2 separate regions of the Homo sapiens genome follow, and region 1 is linked to region 2. The links are chromatin contacts, found by Hi-C in ENCODE. All regions are on one chromosome and are shown on one strand. Each heading gives the region's core, a stretch centred on a gene start or an enhancer-like site at or near the end of the contact. The rest is flanking DNA. Distances are from core to core; before and after follow the strand shown.

Region 1 (6,263 bases), core at 2,265-4,764, 1.3 Mb after region 2:
GGAAGGGGAATATCACACTCTGGGGACTGTTGTGGGGTGGGGGGAGCGGGGAGGGATAGCATTAGGAGATACACCTAATGTTAAATGACGAGTTAATGGGTGCAGCACACCAACATGGCACATGTATACATATGTAACAAACCTGCACGTTGTGCACATGTACCCTAAAACTTAAAGTATAATTTAAAAAAATGCAAAAAGAAAAAAAAACAGAAGAATTTGAAACAAAGCTGGGAAACAAAGCTTTCAAATTCAGTTGTAGTGGACTAACTGGGTAACAACAGAGAAAAAAAAGAATTCAGAACTACATCCAATACTCTAAGGTAAAATGAACTATCATATGCTAATGACTAAAAGTTGTAAGATTTTTTTTAAACAACCATCAGAAGAAAAACACTATATTTATTAGCCTTGTGGAAGAAGAATTTCTTGAGAATGGAAGTAAAGAAATTATAGAGAAAAATATGATCGGATTCAACCACATACATGGTAAACTTTTAATAAATGATAAACTAAGAGCATCAAAATAAAAAAGAGAAATTAAACCCAAAACTGCATCAAACGAAGTGCAATACACAGGAGTTCCCAGTCCAACATGAAAGGAGCTTGGAAGTTATCTATCCTAACGGGTAAAACTGAAAAATCAACAACTCTTCCTGGACGTGACAGAAAAGTGAAGTCACAGGATGAATGGCTGCCCCCAAAATGGGAGAAAGACAGCCAGGTGAATACAGAGAATCGCAACTTACTAAAGCAAAAACCCACAAGCAGAAACAGTCCCAGTAACTACTATTGGAGTATGAAGACCTAAACTGCAATTGACAAATTGCTGAGGGTTCAGTGTACATAAGTCTAAGAGTTAAAAATCCCAGAGGACTTAGTCATAAAGGGGGTCGCACACTTTTGTGAGTTTTATCTCCAGGAGTTCAACCAGGTTCTCACAGTGAATATCAGAAAAATCCCCTCATGGTTCAGCAGAGGAAGGAAAACATTTTCAAATATATCAGAGCATTCTGTTCTTAACAAGGCCTGCCCTCAAGAAAAACTATTTCACCAGAGCCTAAACTATGAGTTATTTTTTAGAGCCTAATCAAGCAGGGGAAATAAAAAATACCCAACTCTAGCTCCGTCTAGCATTCTGTGTGAGGAAAAGCAAGGAAAATACACAATTCCAAGACCATCTAGCTTTCCATGTGGGAGAAGGGAAATATCTAACTTCATTATATTCCAGGTATGCTGTTGCACCAAAGCATTCAGAAGAGAATGAGAAGCACTTGTAAAGTTAACAGGCCAAGGACAAAGGCTCATTAACGCCTGAGGTTGCAATTTTTTGAATTTTTGCAATCACAGCTTGGTGATAACCTTTAGCAGTAGGATATAAATAACTTCCACATGCCTAGCGTTCCAGTAATAGAACACTAAGCATAAATGGGTTAAAAGACTGAAACCTAACAGGACTACAGAATGCTTTTCTTCCTCTCACATCTTACCACCACATTCCTAAAGGTCTATTTACAGTAGTTGCTTTTATCTAGTACGTCATGTCCAACTATCCAAAAAAAAACAAAAAACAAAAAGAAAATTAAAAGCCACTCTAAAAGAAAAAAAACCACAGTTTGACAACAAGTATCAGAACCAGAACCAGACATGTCAGAGATGTTGAATTATCAGATTAGGAATTTAAAACAAATATGATCAACAGATAAAGTATACAGCATATAAGCACTTATGGGCAATGTTAGCAGAGAGAAAGTGTAATGAAGAATGAAAAAGAAATACTAAAGATCAAAACACTGTAACAGAAATGAACAATGCCTTGGATGGGCTCACTAGTAGACAGGATATGGAAAAGGAAAGAATCTCTGAACTTGAGTATATAGAAATAGAAAATTCCAACACAGGAAAGCAAAGAGAAAAAAAGACTAAAAAAACCCGTAACAGAATATTGAAGAAATGTGGGACAACTACAATAGGTGTAGCATAGGCATAATGGGAATATCATAAGAAGAAAGAGGTAAAGAAACAGAGGAAAAATGCAAAGCAATAATGCATGAGAATTTCCCCAAATTAATGTCAGACACCAAATCACAGACTGGCAAGTTCAGAGAACACCAAAGAGAATAAATGCCCAAAAAATAACACCTAGGCATATCATATTAAACTGCAAAAAAATCAAAGATTTAAAAACAGTTAATAAAATCCAGAAAAAAATAAGCCCTTAACTATAGAAAAACAAAGACAAGAATTGTATCTCATTTCTCAGAAACCATGCAAGTAAGAACACTGTGGAGTGAAATCTTTTAAGTGTTCAGAGAAAAAAAACCTACCAATAAATAAATAAAGTACAAAGTTGCAGGATTAATACTCTCTGATTTCAAAACTTTCTGTAAAGCTACGGTAATCAAAACAGTGTGGTACTAGTATAAAAACAGACACATAAACCAACAGAACAGAATAGAGATCCCAGAAATAAACCCTCAAATACATGGTCAAATGATTTTCAACAAGGGTACCAAGACCATTCAATGAGGAAAGGGCAGCCTTTTCAACAAATGATGCTGGAAAAACTGAATAGCCACATGCAAAACAATGAATCTGTACCCTTACCTAACACCATATACAATAATTAACACAAAATGGATCAGAGACCTAAGCATAAGGCATAAAGCTATTTTGAAAATTCTTGGAAGAAAACATAGGGGAAAATCTTCACATTAGATTTGTTAACATTTCTGAATATGACAACAAAAGCACAGTCAACTAAAGAAACAGATTACGTAGACTTCATCAGAGTAAAAAGGCAACCCACAGAATGAGACGAAATATTTGCAAATCCCATATCTATTAAGGGATCAGTATCCAGAATATATAAAGAAATCCTACAACTTACAAAAAAAATCCAATTCAAAAGCAGGCAAAGTACTTGAATAAACATTTCTCTAAAGAAGACATATAAATGGCCAACAACACGAAAAGATGTTCAATATCACTATTCATTAGGAAAATGAAAATCAAAATCACAATGAGATTCCACCTCACATGCATTAGGATGGTTATTATCAAAAAAACGAAAACAAGTATTGGCGAGATATGGAGTAACTGGAACCCTTGTGCACTGCTGGTGGCAATGTAACATGGTGCAGCCACTATGAATAATAGTATGATGTTTCCTCAAAAAGCTAAAAATAGATTGCCATATGATCCAGCACTTCTACTTCTGGATATATACCCAAAAGAACTTAAAGGAGAGATACAAACACACACTGAACACCCATGTTCATAATGGCATTACACACAATAGCCAAAATGTAGAAGCAACACCACTATCTATCAACAGATGAATAGAACAAAATTTAGTTGATACATAAAATGGAATATAGTCAGCCTTAAAAAGGAAGAACATTCTGACACATGCTGCAACATAGATGAACTTTTAAGACACTATGCTAAGCGAGATAAGTCAGTTAGCAAAGGACAAATACTGTGATTCCACTTATTTAAGGTACTTAGGGTCATGAAATAAATCATAGAAACTGAAAGTAGAATGGTGGCTGTCAGGGTTTAGGGGGAGAGAGGAATGAGGAGTTCCTGTTTCATAGATACAGAGTTTCAGTTTGGTAAAAATGAAAAAAGTTCTGAAAATGAATGGTGGTAATGGTTGTACAATAATGTGAATGTACTTAAAATAGATTAAAGTCCCTATTATTCAAAATGAGAACACAGATACTAATTAACTTTGGACTTTGATAGGTCTATCAAGTATATTATAATTTATAGAAAACTATTTAAAAATAGAAAGAGTCTAAATCTTCTAGAACGTAAAGCAAACCACCGCCCCCCCCCCCACACACACACACAAAACAAAACATAACTAATTTTTAAAATACAAGAATGGGTGGGGCACAGTGGTGCACACCTATAGTGTGCTACTTCGAAGGCTGACTTGAGGCCAGGAGTTCAAGGCTGTAGTGCACTATAATCATGCCTGTAAATAGCCACTGCACTCCAGCCTGGGCAACATAGCAAGACCTATCTCTAAAAAAAAAAAAAATACAAGAAAGGAAAAAAAGTCAAGCAGACCAAATAAAAAGCATAAAGAAAAATAGTAGTATAAAATATAAACAGACTATGCCTTATAGTTAAAAATAAATGTAGACTGAATGTAAAAAGAGAAGTATCCAGATACATACTATTTACTGGCAACACATATAAAATGAAAATGTCCAAAGGAGCATTGTTTATGAGAGAAAAAAAACTGGATACAATCCAAACTCCATCAATAAAAAGTAGGTAGATCTATTTTTAATATTAATACAATAAATACATAAGTAAAACTGGATGATCTCTAGCTCTATGCATCAACATGAATGAATCTCACAAAAATGTTAGGCAAAAAAAATGCATGCCATGTAATACATATTGTTCAGTAACCTGAATCATTTTTCTAAAGTTCACAATTATATAAAACTTAAAATTCAGAAAAGTGGTTAATTCTAAGGCGAATGCATGGGAATGGGACAGAATGGGCAAAGTGGGGAACACAGAAGGCTTCGGTGATGCTGATAATAGTCTATTTTTTAATAGAAGGTGAACATTTGGGTGTTTATTTTAACATTATGTTTTTTAACTTAAATGCATCTCATATATATTAGACCTGTGTTATAGTTCTACCTCTGCCACTTAATCTCTTTGAACCTCAAAAAGTTTCCACATTTATAAAATAGAAATATTAACTGCTCTCCTATCTATCTCATAGGCCTAAAGTAAAGATTAATATCAAAAGAGGATAGTGTGAAATGAATAAAAATAACACTATTTTTCATGATTATAATCATTTAATCCAGAAAAATATTTAGATGAAAGCATATCAAAATATTATCAATGCTTATTATTGAGGAATGGATTATGGGTAATATCAATTTCATACTTTTCTATATATCTCTTAATATAAATATGCATTATTGTTCAAATTAGGAAAAAGTTTAAATGTTTACATAAATTACATATAGATAATAATGAAATATTATTTTGAAAAGAGTGATAACCATATAATGCAAATGTTCAAGAGTTAACCGTGCAAATGAGTATCATTATTAGTAATTTTATTCAAAACTGACTAATGTTTCTAGCATAAAGGAGTTGAACTTAGGATATATGCACTATTTGTATCAGTGTTTTTCAAATTGCTAGTCAGAAGAAAATTTATGACATAAAACATAGAAGAGAAATTTTAAGTTAACAGGGGAAAATGATCTCAAAATAGAGTATCTTCTTTAGTGTTTATGTGGATTATTGTCATTACCAAATTACCAAAGGAAAGCTTAAAAAGAAAATCAACTGACATGAATATAGGAAACTATGACAGAGCTGGAATACATTAATAAAAATGAAACCTCCTCCACTTCCATTTAAAAGCTTTGGGCTCCCTCTGTTGGAAGTCTATATTAGAGTCTTGCAATTTAAAATAGCAATTTGATCCCTTTCACTCAAGGCTAATTACCAATCCCTGCTGAGTGGCTAGCTACAATAAAACCTTTATTACTTTTGTAAAACATAATTTTATGAAATATTTTTCTTCTTTTTTTTATTTTTAGGTACAGGGTCTCACTCTGTCACCCATGCTGGAGTGCAGTGGCTTGATCATCGCTCATTGTAACCTCTAACTCCTGGGCTCAAGCAACCTTCCAGCTTCAGCTTTCTTAGTAGATAGGACTACAGGCACACAGTACTGCACCTGACTAATTCTTTTTTTAAAAGTTTTTTGTAGAGACAGGGTCTTGCTATGCTTCCCAGGCTGATCTTGAACTCCTGACCTCAAGCCATCCTCCTATCTTGGCCTCCCAAAGCACTGAGATTACAGGTATGAGTCACCACACCCAAGCCTATTTTCTAATACAATTCGGTATATATTATTTGGAAATTAAATTAGACTTCTTTACATTAGCAGTTATAAAGTATTTCTAAAAATCCCAATGGGAAGTAAAATTTAAAAATACTAAAACATTCTGCTCAGTCTGACCTAAAAGGGAGTTCTTAATAAATATTTATAATGGAAGGGCAAAAAAAGAATCAGAACTTCAATTAGGAAAGTAATCTACAGACTTGTTCAGGAATTGATAGCTCATCTAAAGCAGTACAAATGAGAACAGTAGCTGGCTGACTTATCTCCATATTTGGGGTTAAAGAGGTCTTGCCAGGGATAAGCCAAAACACAGGAATTAAACACTAACATATTTTGCAAAATAAACTAAAAGTCTTCTATA
Region 2 (6,656 bases), core at 3,894-6,393:
TGCTCCCCTTTCTCTTTATTTTGCCATAAGCTCTGGATCGTAATCCATCCCTAAAACATTGTCATATTAATAGAAATTCTGGAATTTGACCTTTAAATGTAGTCATTATTACATATTAAAGGATCTACAAAGGGCAAAAATTGTGGCAGTAGATGAAAACAATAGCCACTGAAATTTTTTAAAGCCCACAAGCTTGTAAGATTCCTCTTAAACAAACAGAATGATCCAGTCACAGAGCTTAGTGCTGTAAATGTCAATATAAACTTGATTTTTTTTTGTATTCTAATAAGAAGACCAGCCAGTAACAAAAAAACATTGGCTCTGTGACCAGCCAATACCAGATACAGTGAAATCTGTTATCTGATGTTTCGTCAGCTAGCCTGTGAGCACCATCATGTAATAAAATTCTCTAAACTGTGATTCACGGTGCTACAAGATCTTTGTGCACCTTTTGACTAATCAGAGACAAATCATATCAGGCTCTTGTATTATTTTATTACCAAGTGTATTTTATTTTAATTCTTTGGAAATTGGTAATCCATGTATGGTTCAGACATTGTTAACCAGAGTACATAATTAGAACAATTCCAACCATGCCAGATGATACTGTATTTACTGAAGAATTTTATTGCCTTTTATGGAGAACATGAGGGAGGAATAGAGAACAGGTTTTTTTTCTTTTCTTTTGCCACATAGCTGATAACCCAGTTGCTATAACCATTTCTTCCACACAAAGGGACAACAACATGAGAAATACACGTTTTAAAGTTCCTAACAATCGAGTACTTCTTACGGGAAGCTGGGACAGTTCAAGAAAAAAATGGATTGAAGGAGAGGAATAGAGCCAAAGTTCCCAGACCTTGACAACTAGGGCAAATGTAACAAGTCCACATTCATCATGGAAAAATGTAAAGTCCTACATGTTTGTGGAAGAAAATGACTGCATTCGCAGAACAAGAGGGATAAAGGGCTAACATAGCCTGTGCTGGTCACAGCCTTCTTTGCTCATCTCTCTTTACCTCAATGTGAAGATCAGTGACAGACCCCCTGAGCAGGGAATGTTTTTTGAATTATAATGATGGAGACAAGTATCCTGTGTCTCAAATTGACAAGAAGTACTCCCCAGTCCTCAAAGCTCAGAGAGGCTTTCTTCAGGCATATCCAGTATTTCATTCTTTACTGTGTTGTGCCTTATCTGCTCTCTGTACATACAAGTAAGGAAAAGAGAAAATATATGCAGAAAATCATGTCCAGTAAGTTTTATTCCCCTTTGAAAGATTATATTTTGTCTTTTGAAAGTCTCTCTGTCTCTGTTCTTTTCAGCTATATTAAATATTTGTTTCCTTCGTTCTTGAATCTCATTTTCTTGAGGCTTATAGCAGCTCAGCAGTCTCTAAGGTCTCTTTTCCCTCATCCATACTCTCACTTCTCTATTTTTGACTACTTTTGCAGGCCAGTAGGTATTTATTATGTCTCATTTGCTGTGGGAGACAGGCTCCACCCCATCCTACCATACTCCCAGACTTTATTCCTTTTAACCATCTAACTAGCCATCCATTTGAGTCAGTTAGGACATGGAGACTTGAGAAATTTACATCCCTGGAAGGTGATTATGATATGTTGAATTTATTTTTTAAAACTTTTTTTACAAAATGACAAAAAATTGTGTATATTTAGGGGATACAATGTGATATTTTAATCTCTGTATACATTATAGAAAGAATCAATCAAGCTAGTTAACATATCCATCACCTCACCAACTTATTTTATTGTGACAAGAACATTAAAAATCTATCCTTTTAGCAATTTTGAAATATGCAGTATGTTATTTTGAATAACTGTAGTCATTATGCAGTGCAATAGAGATCAGCTTTTTAGATTCTACATAGAAATGAGATCATACATACTTGTCTTTCTGTGCCTAGCTTATTTCACTTAGCATGATGTCCTCCAGTTCCATCCACGTTGTTGGAAGGACAGAATTTCCTTCTGTTTGAAGGCTAGCTAGTAGTTCATTGGGTGTATATACCATATTTCTATGACAAACTCTGTCCTGCTTTGCAAGATTTTAAAAGGGAATGTGCTTTAGAACAAGACACATTGAGATTTGGGTTCAAATCCTGTGACCTTGAGCCAGTTACTTGCCTCGTTTATTCATTTAACAAATTTTGATTGAGCGTCTTCTATGTGCCAGGCATTGTGATGGGCACAAGCGATGCAGTTGTTTACAAGATTGACATGGTCTTTGCCCTAATGAAGTTTATATTCTAGTTAGGGAAACCAGTGAAAAATAAATATTTAAATAAGTATTTACATCATAGTATAAAGAAGTAACACAGGGGTAATCTGTCAAGGGGGGCAGTGAAAACTATTTTTGAAACAATAGGTAAGCTGAGGCTCAAAGAATGAGTAGGAGTTAGCCAAACAGAGTATACAAGAGCATCACAGGCTAAAGGACAGCTTGCTCCAAGAACCCAAGTCAGGAAGGAACTTGAGACAAAAGAGGAACTGAAAAAAGTCAAGCTAGACTAGAGCCCAGTGAAAGAGAGGGAAGTAGAAAGATACAGAGGTAGTGAAGCCAGATTATACAGGGCCTTATAGGCACTGGCAAGAATCTTGGTCTTTTCTAAGAGCAATGAGTAACCATTGAAAGATTTTTTTAATGAGGTAAAAACTTGATTTGTATTTAAATCACTCTGATTATTGTACCTCATCACACAGTAGATGAGAGAAGGAAACCAATGTGAAAAAGGCTGGTGCCATTTTTCAGGTGAGAGATGATGGTGGCAGTCAATGGAGTGGTTAATGGCTCCAAAACAGATTTAGGAGGTAGAGCTGACAGGACTAGTGGCTCTCTGCTTTGGTGACATTGCAGAATAGTAGTGTCTCTGATGACTTCCATTTTTCTGATATGAGGTGCTGTTTCCTGAAGTTAAGAACATTTAGAGGAGAGTCTAGCCTGGGCGTAGAGAGGACTAGATCCTAAGCTCAGTTTGGAACATGTTTGATCTGAGATGCTTGTGATATATCCAAGGGGAGATGGTATGCAGGTAATTGTAAAAACAGATCTGGCGCTCACAAGAGATGTAGGCTAGAAATATAAATTGGATAACAGTTTATAGATTATATTTAAAGCTGCGAATATGACCTCTCGAAGCCTTAGTTGTTGCATCTATAACTTGGAAGTAATGATCTAGCTGTGCAAAGAGGTTGAAAGGGATGCGTACAGCACATAGCACAGTATCTAGCTCATAGTAAGCACTCAATATATGGTAATTGCCATTATTACTATGTCTAGGAAAATCTCACAGCCTTATTCTCTGAGTTAGCACTAATTGACAAAGAGGAGAGTGGAAAAGAGTGAATAAAGGAATGAACATAAATCTGTGAAAATATGTGTATAAAATCGAGATAAAACCATTAGCTTTCATTGTGCTGCTGTGTTAGAATTTTTTTTTTGTAATTTTTAATTCCCAGGCATCCCTCCTCTCGCAAACACCTCCTATAATTCTCCCCCTGAAAAATCAGGGGACTTCATTTATCTTAAATGGGACATTTGGACCCAAATGATTTCTGAGGCTGCCCCCAGGTTCTTCATCTTGGTGGGTTCTCATTATTGCTGCTGCAGTGACTGATTGATTTGTTGAGAAATATCTGTCTAAATATTCTTCTGGTAACATTATTTTTAGGAAGGCAAAGCCTTTACATTTCCAGACGGCAGCTTTGCTGTGAATGTGGGGAAACCACAGAAAGCTGTAACACATTGCACATGTCAGCAAGGCCTTCTGGGCTTCTTGGCATTCCTAATGATGATAATGATCCCACTTGGTGGAGTCTGACCCTCCCTGCAGCTGGTGTCCTTTCTGCGCAGGGATGAGGTCACTGGGGAAGGGGGAGGAGGCGGAGCTGGGGTGGATGAGAGAAGGGAAGGGGAAGAAGCTGTCACATCTGCATTCTTGGTGGAAAAATGGAAACATGTTTGCCACATGCTTGCTTTGTTTGTTTATTTTTTAAGGAAAGGGTATGGAGAGGCAAGAGAATAGTGAGGAATTGTAACATGATGACTGCTTGGTTTTCCCCCAAGGCTTCACAGCTAAATAGCTGTATTCTCAATAACAGGCTCATCAAATTTCCCAGGGCACTGATAACTCTATGAATCTAATCCTGAATACTTGAAACTGATCAGGGCCAGGATATTCCAGCGTTTGGATCCAGTAACTTCTTTAGAGTTGTGAAAATTCCTAATTCTAGATAGTCCACTCCTCCTTATGCCTCAGACATGTCTTAAAAAGGGAAATTCAGAATTTGCAGAATTATTTTTATATTTGGCAATGTAGTTAAAAGTATCAGGTTGTTCACCTATTTCTCAAAGTTGTCACTGAAAGTAAACAACCTTTTTTTTTTTTTAAGTTTACTAGTAGTAGCCTAACTGGTAGATCATAGTTTTATCTCTAGAGCTTGTTGTATATACAGAGATTATAAATCTAGAATTCCCCAACTCCCCCCAGGATTTGGGATTGTTGTTACAATTGGTTGTTGTTGATGTTTTTGTGAGGAGAGAGGTTAGCAAAAGAGGGGTCCTGTTGTCATTACAGGGAATGACCTGGCCTGGGCAAAATCACAACCAACCACTTGGCCATCTCAGCTCCAGGTAATAGAAATAAGTCAGCGCTGACAGAAGTGAGAAAAATACTCAAAATGCTCTCAAGATGGTTTTGAACCCTTCAAACCTGATAAGGCCAGGTCTGATTAGCCTTTGTATCTTCAATACCTCAGCCAGGGCCTAATAGATAGTAAGTGCTCAGTGAGTGGTGAGTGGCCAAGTAACCCAGTTTTCCTATTTTCCATGGTTCAGGACTACTGTTGGTAGGCAGAACAAATGACCATGAGTAATTAGGTAGAGGGAAAAAATATTTCCTCCTAAATCATGGAGAAAGAGGCTGTTATTTAAGTAAATATAATAATTGACTATCAACAGTGCTCCCGACTTGAGTTTTCAAGATAAAATGTAAAGGGTATTGTCCTCAGGTTTTGAAGGTCCAAAACTGCTAAATGTTTAGCCATTGAAGTTTTCTAACCTAAATTTCCTTGTTGGTAAAATGGGTATAATACTTTCTCTGCCTACCTTTCTAGGGTTATTTTCAGGATTAAATGCTTTTAAGGAAGTGAAACTAGTAAAAACTATCGGAGGGAAGTGTTGTTATTTTCTTCTTTTGAGAACAATATATCTTTAAACATTTTTAGAAGAAAAAAAGGTTTTGAATTCCTTGAAGAAAAGGTGCTTCCAAAGCATATTTATTGATGCTATTATTGTAAATCCCTCTTTAAGCTTCATGCATTTAAAAATTAATGACAACTCTCCTCTTCCTTTCTGGAAAGCTTTTATGACTTAACTCCAAATTCTATGTGTTTAAAAAAACTAAAGTATCATGTCCTCCTTAAAGAATACCATTATTATTCATAACCTCTGAAACCAGCGAGGGTCATAAAGCTACTGACTGCGAATGATTAAGTGGCCACAAATAAAACACTGGTATTACCACATGTAAATTCTTTCCCTGCAGTTTATGCCTCCGCAAACAGTGATTCAACTGCAGGTGTCTGTCAAGAGACAGTAGAGTTTTGTCCTTCTGGAAGCCTCACTGTATGTGAAGTCAAGAAACAATGCCCCTGCCACTGTCTAGCTATAGCCTCAATCAAATCATTTCACCTCTCTTAGCCTCTGCTTCCTCTTTTAACTGACAGGGCATTCAGTGGCTGTGCGTCTGGGCCTCACTGCTCTCCCCAGAAGGCATTTGAAAAAAAAAAGGAAGGCATTTTTGGTTGTCAAAATGACAGGGTGGGCGAAAAATGATAGGATGGAGGTAGCTTCTGGCACTTAGTAGGCAAATTTTCTATGGTGAGTTGAGCAGACTCATGAAAGAACGAATTGTCCCTCCTATAGTGTAAATATACCCTCCTAAGAAACACTGGGCCATAGCTTGTGAAAGTGAAAGGGTTTAAATTAGTAGTAAGGGACTGTCCCAGGCAAGCTGGCATATAGGGGCCAAACAGCCACAATCCAAGTCCACTTGTGCTTGCATTGTCTTCCTGCATTCTGGCCCTGTTTGCCCCACAAATGACCAGGTCCCAAGCTCTGCTGAACAGCCCTCAGGGAAGGGGACAGATAGGTCCAGACCAAATCCTTCCACTGTCTTTATTTTACTAGGAAAACTAGCAATAGACTTAAAGTTAACTCACTTGTTTATCCCTTAATTTGGTTATGCTTTAGTCCCAGAGGCCCCTCATTTCTCCCCTTTCCAGACCTTCAGAGCCTTCGGCACTGCCAGCCCTCAAGTATGGCAGCTGCTTGAAGCATTTGCTTGGGGTGAGTTGGGGAAAGAGGAGGAAGAGTAGAGCCAGCTCTTCCCTGCAGCTGTGGCTAACCGAGGCAAGCTGTGACACGGAGCTCACTCCATCTCAGTCAGAGCCCACCCTGAAGCCATATCTGTGGGTGCAAAGTTATTGTGACACAACCCACCACACAGTGTCAGGGGAGAAACTGAGCATGGTAATTGAGGTGCCAGGTGATTCTTGCACCACTTTTTTGGACTGCCATTTAGAGAGGGAAAATAAAAGCCAAATCAGGAATCATTTCCACTCTGTTAACATCTCAC

What was found. Hi-C counts contacts between places; a loop is a spot of excess contacts on that map. Pooled maps may share reads with other maps.
Region 1: a map with no recorded cell type shows a loop between it and region 2 (5-fold over the local background). The contact joins two enhancer-like sites. A Hi-C loop is called at or near these places in 2 of 37 single-sample maps with no recorded cell type and 2 of 50 pooled maps.

Annotation. Positions count from the first base shown.
Region 1 is chr3:101,376,602-101,382,864 of GRCh38, forward strand. The region is part of intron 6 of SENP7 (SUMO specific peptidase 7); the gene reads right to left. Among named protein-coding and RNA genes, the nearest start is that of IMPG2, 59 kb to the left of the region's middle. Within about 2 kb of position 3,515, at least 3 of the 41 ENCODE cell types and tissues checked have a DNase peak (open chromatin) inside an H3K27ac peak, as active enhancers do.
Region 2 is chr3:100,042,033-100,048,688 of GRCh38, forward strand. All of the region lies in intron 1 of CMSS1 (cms1 ribosomal small subunit homolog), which reads left to right. The region is part of intron 1 of FILIP1L (filamin A interacting protein 1 like); the gene reads right to left. Among named protein-coding and RNA genes, the nearest start is that of FILIP1L, 69 kb to the right of the region's middle. RefSeq lists an enhancer at 5,727-5,816. Within about 2 kb of position 5,144, at least 14 of the 41 ENCODE cell types and tissues checked have a DNase peak (open chromatin) inside an H3K27ac peak, as active enhancers do.